Linked DNA regions of Mus musculus: region 2 is linked to region 1. A link is a contact called in ENCODE Hi-C or POLR2A ChIA-PET data. All regions are on one chromosome and are shown on one strand. Each heading gives the region's core, a stretch centred on a gene start or an enhancer-like site at or near the end of the contact. The rest is flanking DNA. Distances are from core to core; before and after follow the strand shown.

Region 1 (4,615 bases), core at 393-2,892:
AAGTATTTTGTCAGAGCAATGAGGAAAGAAACTAATATGCTATTAAAACAGAGCCTAGGGCATGATATTAACTGAAGTCGAGACTTACATTCACAAGTAGGAGCCCAACTAGATAACTAAACAAATATATTGTATTTCCAAATAAGCTATAGTTGTATGTTTTACTAGAAATCCAGAAACACTTGTTGGGCATCTGGGTATAATCAGATGTTAGATACACTGTGCTTTACCTTGCACTTAAATGATCCAAATTTCATCCAGGGTTAAAAAAATGTTGCCAAGGAACACACAAGGTTAAAGTTTAAATTTTCAATACACTTTATCATGGACACAAAGCATAGTACTTTAAAAGGCATCACGTATAATTTATTCATAAGAACACCAGGCAAATGATTAAAAGCACCCCATACACATTTCCATTTTAACTCACCTTCATTGGCAGAGTATTTTACCAGTAAGATTCGACTTGAACTTAGAGTAATGAATATAATGCCTAGCAGGAATGTGTACAGCGTTGGTGGGCCTAACCCAGGGCGCCTGGAGCATTTTCTTTCCATTCCACGGGTTTTTAATTGCCTTAAGAAGATCACTTTCATGAGCAGCCCCGTCGGCAGACCTAAGGATTAAACACAATGCAAAGACTGAAGACTGTGAAGAATAGAAAAGGAAACCTGTAGAAGTCTGGCCACAACTACAGCAGACGGAAGACAGCCGAGGACAACAGAGAGGACTTAAAGGAAACAAACCATACTGCCAACATCTGATAGGAGAGGCAAGTCTCAAGACAGAGAGGGGATGGCCAGATTGGAAATAAGTTAGGAAATGTGTAACTGACAGTTTGGGACTGCAGAAAAGCAGTTTATTCGTATTAACTTTGGTCCACAAGGAATGAATTTTGGAATGGCCTTTCCTTTCAGAGCAGAAAAAGAGCTCACTGGGAACGATTCTTTTACAGAAGCGACCTCAGTGCAAATAGTTGAATCACAGCTAATGACTCTTAAGTGAACCAGGATGGGACCAGAAGGCTCATCTTGGGTCAGTGAGCCTAACTGGTCGGTCTTTCACGACAGATGGTCACGAAACTCCAGGCAGGGTAAATACTTGCCCAACGCGCACAGGTAGGATGGGAACATAGAGCCGTCAAGGGCCGCAGACACAGGCCCAAATCAGAGAGCAGGTGGGCACAAGCCAATGGACAGAAGGCCAATGGGTCAGCACTCCTCCCACCTCCACCAGGTTTCCCTCACTGTCAGGGAAACCCTCCCACACATGCGCAATAGGAATCGCGGGCGGCTCCCAAGCCCCTTAACACGCTCGAGCCACAACACTCAGCCCGCGAGGGCGCGGTTACCTCAGTCGCTCAGGGAAGGTTCTAGTGCAAGAACGGACATCATAGAGCCGACATAGTGACTGCCTAAGTTCGTAGTAGCAGCAGTAGGTTTTGAAGGCCCATTGGTGGGGAAACTATGAGCCGGGAGCAAAGGCGACAAAAAACAAAAAACAAAAACAAAAACAAACAAAAAACAATAAAAATCAACCCTTCTCACGCTGCCTTCCAGGGCTGGAATACAAAGCTAAGAGCCGCCCGCTAGGGAAGAGCAGCCTGAGCGGCCATTGCGCAGGCGCGCTCATTCCAGCGCTTCCGGGGGGCGGGCCGGAGGGAGCAGAGGCCGGCCGGTCCCGCCCCCGCGGGCCTCCTTTTGTCACGTGTCCTGGGAGAGTCGAGTCACGTGAGGCCTTAGGTGGCGGCGGGGCTGTTGGGAGAGTGTGAGAAGAGGAAGGGGAAGCCGGAAGGGGTGTTCAGTGGAGCTCCGGGGAAGAGAGACAGCTTGGAGAAGGCCGGGGGCTGCGCGCGCACCCGCCTCTCGCTCAGCCGGCTTGGGCCCTCTGCGGTGGCGGCCAGGTGACAGCTGGGCCGGGCCTCCGCGTGTCGCCGCCCCTCCCCCCCGGCCGGGCCGGTGCCGCTGCGAGGTTCGATGCCAGTCGGGCACGTCCGGGGCAGTTTTTGACTCCCCTGTGGCCCGGATTGCGACAGTCCCTCCGTGCCCTATCGCTGCTCCAGCCCCAGGATGCAGAATGTGATCAACACGGTGAAGGGAAAGGCTCTGGAAGTGGCCGAGTACCTGACCCCGGTCCTCAAGGTAAGCGGGGAGGGTCTGGCTTGCTCTGCCCTGGTTGCCCAAGTCCCGGTCCCCAGCGTGGACGGGGTGTAGAAGGTGGAGGGGCGAGTCGCGCGGCCGGGTGCTGCCTCTTGCCTTGGGCTCCTGGGCCAGTCCCAAGGCTTGCTGGCTTCCCCGCTTCCACTAGAGTGAAACTGGGTGCCTGCTGTCTCCACTGATCAGTGCCGCCTTGGAGTGCACGGCTAGGTGGTGCGGAGCAGAGGTACGAACGTTCTGACATCCATAGTCTTTTAAATAGGTAGACTGGGTTAACCTTTGAAAAGATGACAGCTTGGTGGCTAAACAGCATGCCACGTTTCCTTCCAAGTTTCATAGGAAGTTTTGCTTTTCGGGTGATCTAATTCCCAACTTGCTTAGGTTTCAGAGGAACATAGTAAACTGTGACATGTTAGTAACTCTGAGCCGAACTAGAGCGAAACTTGACGTTTCTCAAGCCTTTAAGGTAGCCGTAAGTGATTATTAATCTTGGACTTGAGTGATCCTACAGCAACAGTTCAGCACAGCCGATTGTATATTGTATAGATTGGAAACACTATTGACATTTTTAGGTGAAAGTTGTGATAGGTTAGCTGTTAGCACAGATTGGATTACTTGCTTTCAAAAGTAAAATTTCAGGGCTTCATTCAGAGCTTTCTTACACCTTCTAGGCTACATACGGTAACTTGATTTTGCTTTGTAAAAAGCAAGCAGTAAAAGAGAAACAGATAATTTTGCGTAGTTTTTGTTCTGTACTTAGCTTTCAGTTAGAATTTTACCAATCTTAGTGCAGGGGTGAAATCTGCTGATGGGCAGAGTAGGCTGTTCGATCTTTCCTTGGCAAGGGGGGAATGCTTTCCAATAATTATTACCAAAATACTTTTGGGCCAGGCGTTGGGGTTGCACACCTTTAATCCCAGCACTTGAGAGGTAGAGGCAGGCGGATTTCTGAGTTCAAGGCCAGCCTGGTCTACAGAGTGAGTTCCAGGACAGCCAGTGCTACACAGAGAAACCCTGTCTCGAAAAATACCAAAAAATAAAGTAAAATAAAATAAAATACTTTTGAAAAAAATACATTTTTGGATCAAGTTTGAAGAATCTGGAACAATTGCGAATGTTTCTTTTATATGTATACAGTGACAGTCATTTTAGTTAAGATTTACTCTTTTACTTAAGAATTGGAAAATAATTTCTACATTGACATCAAATGCTTCTTTTGTATGTTATACTTCCAGAATATTGTATCTGTGTAGATTCACAGTGTTTTAATAATGTACCATCAATTTAACTTTTAGTCTGAGGGAGAGATGAGCAAAACACTTCTCAATTAAATATAACATGGCTATCTTGTATAGCACTTGCATTTTGTTGAACTTGTAGAATAGTTCTCGAGGAATCAAAAATACATACACACACACACACACACACACACACACACACACACACACACACACACACACACACACACACTGTGTAGACTTAGTTGGTTTGGACCGCACTGTGTAGCTCAGACTAACCTTGAATTCTTAGAGATCCACCTTCCTCTGCCTCCCAAGTTCTGAGGTTAAAGTGTTTTGCCGACCTGCCTGGAGGCAATGTGTAGCATATGTTTTTAGTATAAAAGAGAATTAATGGCCCCTCCTTGTGACTCCTGTCACTCCTGTAAAGAGAATCCTTATAGATGAGGGAAGGGAAAGAGAAAAAGAGAGATAATCCAGAAAGAAATGATGCTTTGTTAGGAAGTGAAGGTTTAGAGATGGCTTTGTTTAGATGGCAGCTGTGTAGTAAAGCCGAAATCCTTAGAGTGATCTTGAAGGGTCTCTGGTCACTACAAGTCCCAGTCTCCTCTAACTTGTGAGTACTGTGGCGTAGCCTCCCTCCTTAGTACACAATCAAGCAGACTTTGCTTCTATAATTTTTCTTTCTCCCTTAGCCAGCAATCCTTTTACTCCAAACAGCCTTATGGTTTTAGTCTTTTTTCTATCCTTTATTTATTTATAATATATTTTGTTCTTATTTCTTGAGAATTTCATAGATGTGTACATTGTATTTTGGTTATATCCATCTCTACCTCCCCACCTCCAATTTCTTCCAGATCACCCCCAGCATATACCTCTGCCAACTTAGTGTTTTCTTTTTAATTCTCTGAGCACAGTCACTGCTGCCTAGGTGTGTGTGGGCATAGGGTCACCCATTGGAGAGTGGACAACCTACCAAAGACCACAACTTGAAGAAAAGAGACTTATCTTCTCCTAGAGAAACTGCTAGAGGCTGGGAGGACTGCTTTCAAAGTATCAGTCTTTGAAAGAGACTGATACACTCAAACTCAGAGTGCCAGTCATTCACTACCTGAACAAGATCAAGCCAATCAAAATTCCATTGGGTTCTGGAGGTGCTAAGTTGGACCCTTAGCCGAGGAGTTATTTTAATACCACCTCTCCCCTACCTAGTTTTTTTTC
Region 2 (4,590 bases), core at 1,329-3,828, 1.3 Mb after region 1:
AAAGTCAAAAAATCAAATGAGTTCATTCAATCATTCAAAAGGAGTCATTCAAACAGCAGGCATGAGTCAAATCATGTTAGTGCTGTGGAATGTTAATATTACTATCATTCATATATCAACAGGTTGTTAGCAAGGGAAATTAAAAAAAAACTGACATTAAAAATTCTGTTTCTATACTTACTAAGTCAAGCCAACTGTGTCCTATTCCTGCTTCCTAAAATAGAGGCTTATTAAAAAAAAGTGTCATAAGCACTTGCAAATTAGGGTGTTATAACACAAGCTCAAAAAGGCAGCCCTTTAAGTGAGTGGGACACAGTAACGTGGCTCTTATCTATATCTACAACAGCAAGCAGAGCTGACTCTGAAAACTCCCATACAGACCTCCTCTAGAGCAGTTGTTCTTCCCCACACTGCTTAGTTGACTGGGCTCTAAAATAACTGATCACCCTTCTCCCCTATAACACTATAAAGGAACTCCTTAAAATGCATTTTCTATGTAAATACTAATGTTTGCACCCAGATGTAATCAACAACTCACTGACACAACCACGATGAAATTACCAATGTAAACTCTATTTTCTCTATCAACTTTTGCATCACTTCAGTCTCCCCTTGGGTTTTATCTACACAGAAAGCCCTCTAGACCTAGAAACACTCCTTCAGTACTTACCACAAACTAAGTCACCACAGTCAAATGCTTGTACCACGCACATACACACACTTCCTCCAAGTATCCTGGAACTGAAATCCTAAGGACCATCCACGAGCCGCCGTAATGGCTCATAAGAACAGCATACAAATTCTATGTAGAACTTAATATTACCTTAAGAAGGGAGCTAAAGGCTTAAAACTTACAGGACTAAAAGCTGTTGTCTCGGGACCAAACATCTGGAGAGTGGGGATATGGAAACTGGACATGCTGGACATGATAGCATGTCGTTTCTCACAAAGCACTCCATGTAAATCAAAACCTTGACTTACAGCACTGGAAATGTACTAAAATTCTCAGTCTGTAAGTGGCACTCAACCTCAACATAATTTCCTCTCCCTATGAACTAACTACCCTGACTCACCTACCAGGAGCAGATTTTTCTTTCTTCTGCATCAGAGCACTAAGGAAATTTGTTCACATCTCTCCCTTATAATAAATACGGGTACATCAGCTTTTAAGATTTCATATGCACTGATAACCATTGTCTGAAAAAAATCTAAATCTAAGTTGTATTCCTCCATCTTTCCCGTCAGCAATCCTTAAATGAACAACACCTTGCGGCATTTTGATATTACCCAGACATTCAATAGCCTAAGACTGACTGGTAGCTTTATTTCACCAAATCAATGCTGTCCACTGATTACCACGTCCACTTCTCTAGCATGAAAAGTAAATATATCATTTCATTTTCATCTTCCTTAAAAAAAAAAAGTAGGTCTCTAAAACTAGTCTCAGATTCCGGGAACGGAACTTACAAAGAGATTAGCTCCTAAATCTGGAATAAAAGAGGCACACTGGAGAAACCCGGGGCTACTTGTTTTAACAGCCAGGGAACAGTAGGTGCAATATGTATTCAAAAGGTAAATCTTGCGTCCCCGAGAACAAGGTTTTCTTCTAAAATAACCAGGGGCTGCGTGAAGGACGTCCAAAAACTGGAAGGCGGCGTGAGGGTACCATCTGGGATCAACCCAAAGATCCAAAGGTTACCAGGGCACAAATCGTGCTGGAAGGGGGATGCAGGCGCAGAGTGGGTTTTTAAGATGGTGCCTTCTCCCGGAGGCCAGGAGGCGTGGACCCGAAGGCTACAGTGCGCTGGGCTAGTGTCCACAGGGTTTCCGGACTTGCAGCTCAAGTTTCATCGGAGAGAAAGGAGGAGGCGGCAACATGCACTCAGGCATCCTAACCTCAGCCTAGAAGTCCGCGCTCTCCGCTTCGGCGCATCAGCTCGGAAGTAACGGTTCCCGGGGCACGCGGGGCTCCGCGCACCGAGCTCCACCGCCAGCCCTGGGGGCCCAGCGCGACGACCCGCGCGGCCTCGGGGGGCGGGAAGCCAGCGGTCGGCGCCCTGTTCGCTCTCCCTGCCCTTCCCGGGCCTCGCCCGGGGCGCGGCGAAAAGTTTCCAGGCAAAGTCCGCGGCGGCCGCTCGCGCAGCCAACCGCCCGGCACAACCGCCTCGGCTAGCCTCGCCGCCCGCGCCCGCCCTGCTCAACCCCTCGCTCGCCCGCTTCACCTACCACAGAGCCGGGAGAAGAGAAGCAGGGGAATAAGCAGCAGCAGCAGCGGCGGCGGCGTCGGGGCCGGCAGCAGCAGTCCGGCCGCGGGAGGAAACGCCGAGGAAAGTTGTGCTTTGCCGCCTCCAGGACACAACGGGGCCGGGCCCGGGGTCCGCGCCATGCCCGCCTTGCCCCGGCCCACCCGCTCGCCCGCGCCCCGGCGCCTCAGGCTCTGGGTGGCGGCGGCGGCGGCGGCCGCGGCGCGGAAGGGCCAGCGCGCGTGTCCTCAACCCCCGGCTCCTGCGCCGTCGCCGCCCGCCGCCACTCGGCCGAGCGCTCGCGGCTGCCTCGACTCCGCCGTCGCCGATGCCACTGCCGAGGCTGAAGCGGGAGCCGCCCGCCGCCGCCACTCCCCTCCCCGCGGTCCCCGCCCGCCGCGAACTCCTGGGAACTCGGAACGCACCACCCCGCCCTGCGGGAGGGGGAGCCGCCGACCCTCACTACCGGGACGAGCCCGCCCTCCCTGCCGCCGGGCTGCCTGGACGCCGGCCGAGCCGCCCGCCGAGTCTCCTCCCACCCTCTCTCCCCACACGCTCCTCCCACTTCCAAAAGAAAAAAAAAAAAAACTTCATCCACTTGGAAAACCGGGCTTCTCCCGAGGCTAAGCAATCTGGACCAGGCAAGGCGGCCCCGCCCCTTGGCCCCGCCTCGTCTCCCCCCCTCGCCAGCGCTGGAGATGGTCTCGCCCACTCCGCCCCTCGCGGGGCTGGGGCCGCCGGGGCACACAGAGGCGCTCCGAGGCGGAGGGCTGCGGGACTCCTAGTCCTGCCTTTTTCTCCTCCAGAGTGGCGAGGTTCCCCTAGCGGGACCAGGGATAACCAGGGGGGTGAGGGGAAGGCAAGATGAGGGTACCGGCTCTCCGCGGGTCGGAGCGGGGGGTTGCCTAATTTGGGAAGCTGGATACCGCGGGGCTGGACCAGCCTTCTCCCTCCTCACCCAGGCGTAGGGACTGAAAGGAGATTCTCCACTCCTCCCTCCTCCCCAGGAGCATCCCGGTTCTCCTCTGTCCGGGACCGGTGTTGGCCCAGGCGTTTAGCCTGCTTTTTACACCGGGAGGGAGGCTTGTTGGAAGGGTCAGCGGAGCTGCCGGAGGACAGGAGGGGGCCCTCCGAAAGGTTTGCTCTCTAGCTCTTGCTTCTCTTGGGCTGCCCGTTTGTCCACTTTCTGCGCCGGGCGACCGGCAACAGGAGGCCATGGATCTCCCATGCGAGGTCTTCGAGTGTGGTCTTGTTTTCTCTTTGATCGTTCGCATGTTCGCACTTGTAATTTTATTTTCTCGCGTGTCTCTCTTTGAGTTATTCTCAGAAAAGTGACCTCGGGAAGTATTAAACATTTACCCTTAAGAGGAGCATCTGTGATTCACCATAACCCTCCCTCAAACCCCCAAAGCTTGTCTGCCCTTCCCTCCTCCTCTATCCGCCACGCACAGCCGGAGTGACTTGACCTTGAAGCCCCAGTTACCGTAGGGGGAAGGAGATGGATGAACAGTTTGGGCTATCTGCGGAGGCGGTGGAAGCGGAGGACACCGTCCGGAGGCCGGACACCATTAATTTTATGTTGTCCTACCATCCCCACCAGATAGCTAAAGATGTGCTCCAATAAGAATAACAGCCACCCAGAGAGCAGCCTGTGGCCACTAAAGTAAAGCTTGCCTGGTGCCCACGACAACGTCGTGCTCCAGACTGAGTCACTGGGATCTCCTCGGCTTAACACACTGATTTATGATGTCTTACTCACCTCCGTAGCATCCTATCCAGTCTCTCTTCTTTTTTTATCTTGCTCCCAGCACTGGGGCTACTTGTATTCATTACTTCCACCCCTTCCGTCTTTCTCCCTCCATCTGCCCGCCCCAGTCTTCCTGCAATCACTGCCTTCTATCACCTATCCACCTATCCTCCCGATGCACTTATGAATAAACCTTGCCCTGCATTGCTGGGGAGATCCCCCGGATGATGCTCATAATTGACAAACTGTAGCTATTGTGACATCCCCTCAGCTGTGCTGACACCACTCTTTCCCTTGAGAACACTTCTTCCCCTCTTTTCACATTCCCTAAATCTAATTTCACTGCTAAATTTAGACAGAGCCCACTGCTGCAACCACCAGCTAATTATCTGTTTAGATAGCACTTTAACACGTTGCTGAGTTTCAGTTAAATGTTAACCAAAATTTTAATATCGTTAGCCAATTTCATTTCCCCAGTCTTCCCCTGATGGCTCCAGATTCCAGGAAAAATAATTTAGCTAACATTTTTTAAAGGTGCCAAAGGCTTAATTCGGGGGCTACTGTGCAGTCTGCTTCGAAGAATAAGGAATTAACAGGCTG

The links. Hi-C counts contacts between places; a loop is a spot of excess contacts on that map. ChIA-PET counts read pairs that join two places held with the same protein, here RNA polymerase II (POLR2A).
Region 2: a map of T-helper 17 cell shows a loop between it and region 1 (8-fold over the local background). The contact joins the promoter of Nectin3 here to the promoter of Slc35a5 in region 1. A Hi-C loop is called at or near these places in 1 of 37 maps with a recorded cell type or tissue (T-helper 17 cell). POLR2A ChIA-PET finds 5 or more read pairs at or near these places in 1 of 5 experiments (embryonic stem cell).

Annotation. Positions count from the first base shown.
Region 1 is chr16:45,157,031-45,161,645 of GRCm38, forward strand. Slc35a5 (solute carrier family 35, member A5) reads right to left here and starts at 1,643. Exons shown (of 7, transcript NM_028756.4): 1 at 1,352-1,643; 2 at 431-616. The coding sequence starts at 596. Atg3 (autophagy related 3) reads left to right here and starts at 1,799. Exons shown (of 12, transcript NM_026402.3): 1 at 1,799-2,141. The coding sequence starts at 2,070.
Region 2 is chr16:46,494,389-46,498,978 of GRCm38, forward strand. Nectin3 (nectin cell adhesion molecule 3) reads right to left here and starts at 2,579. Exons shown (of 6, transcript NM_021495.4): 1 at 2,227-2,579. The coding sequence starts at 2,386.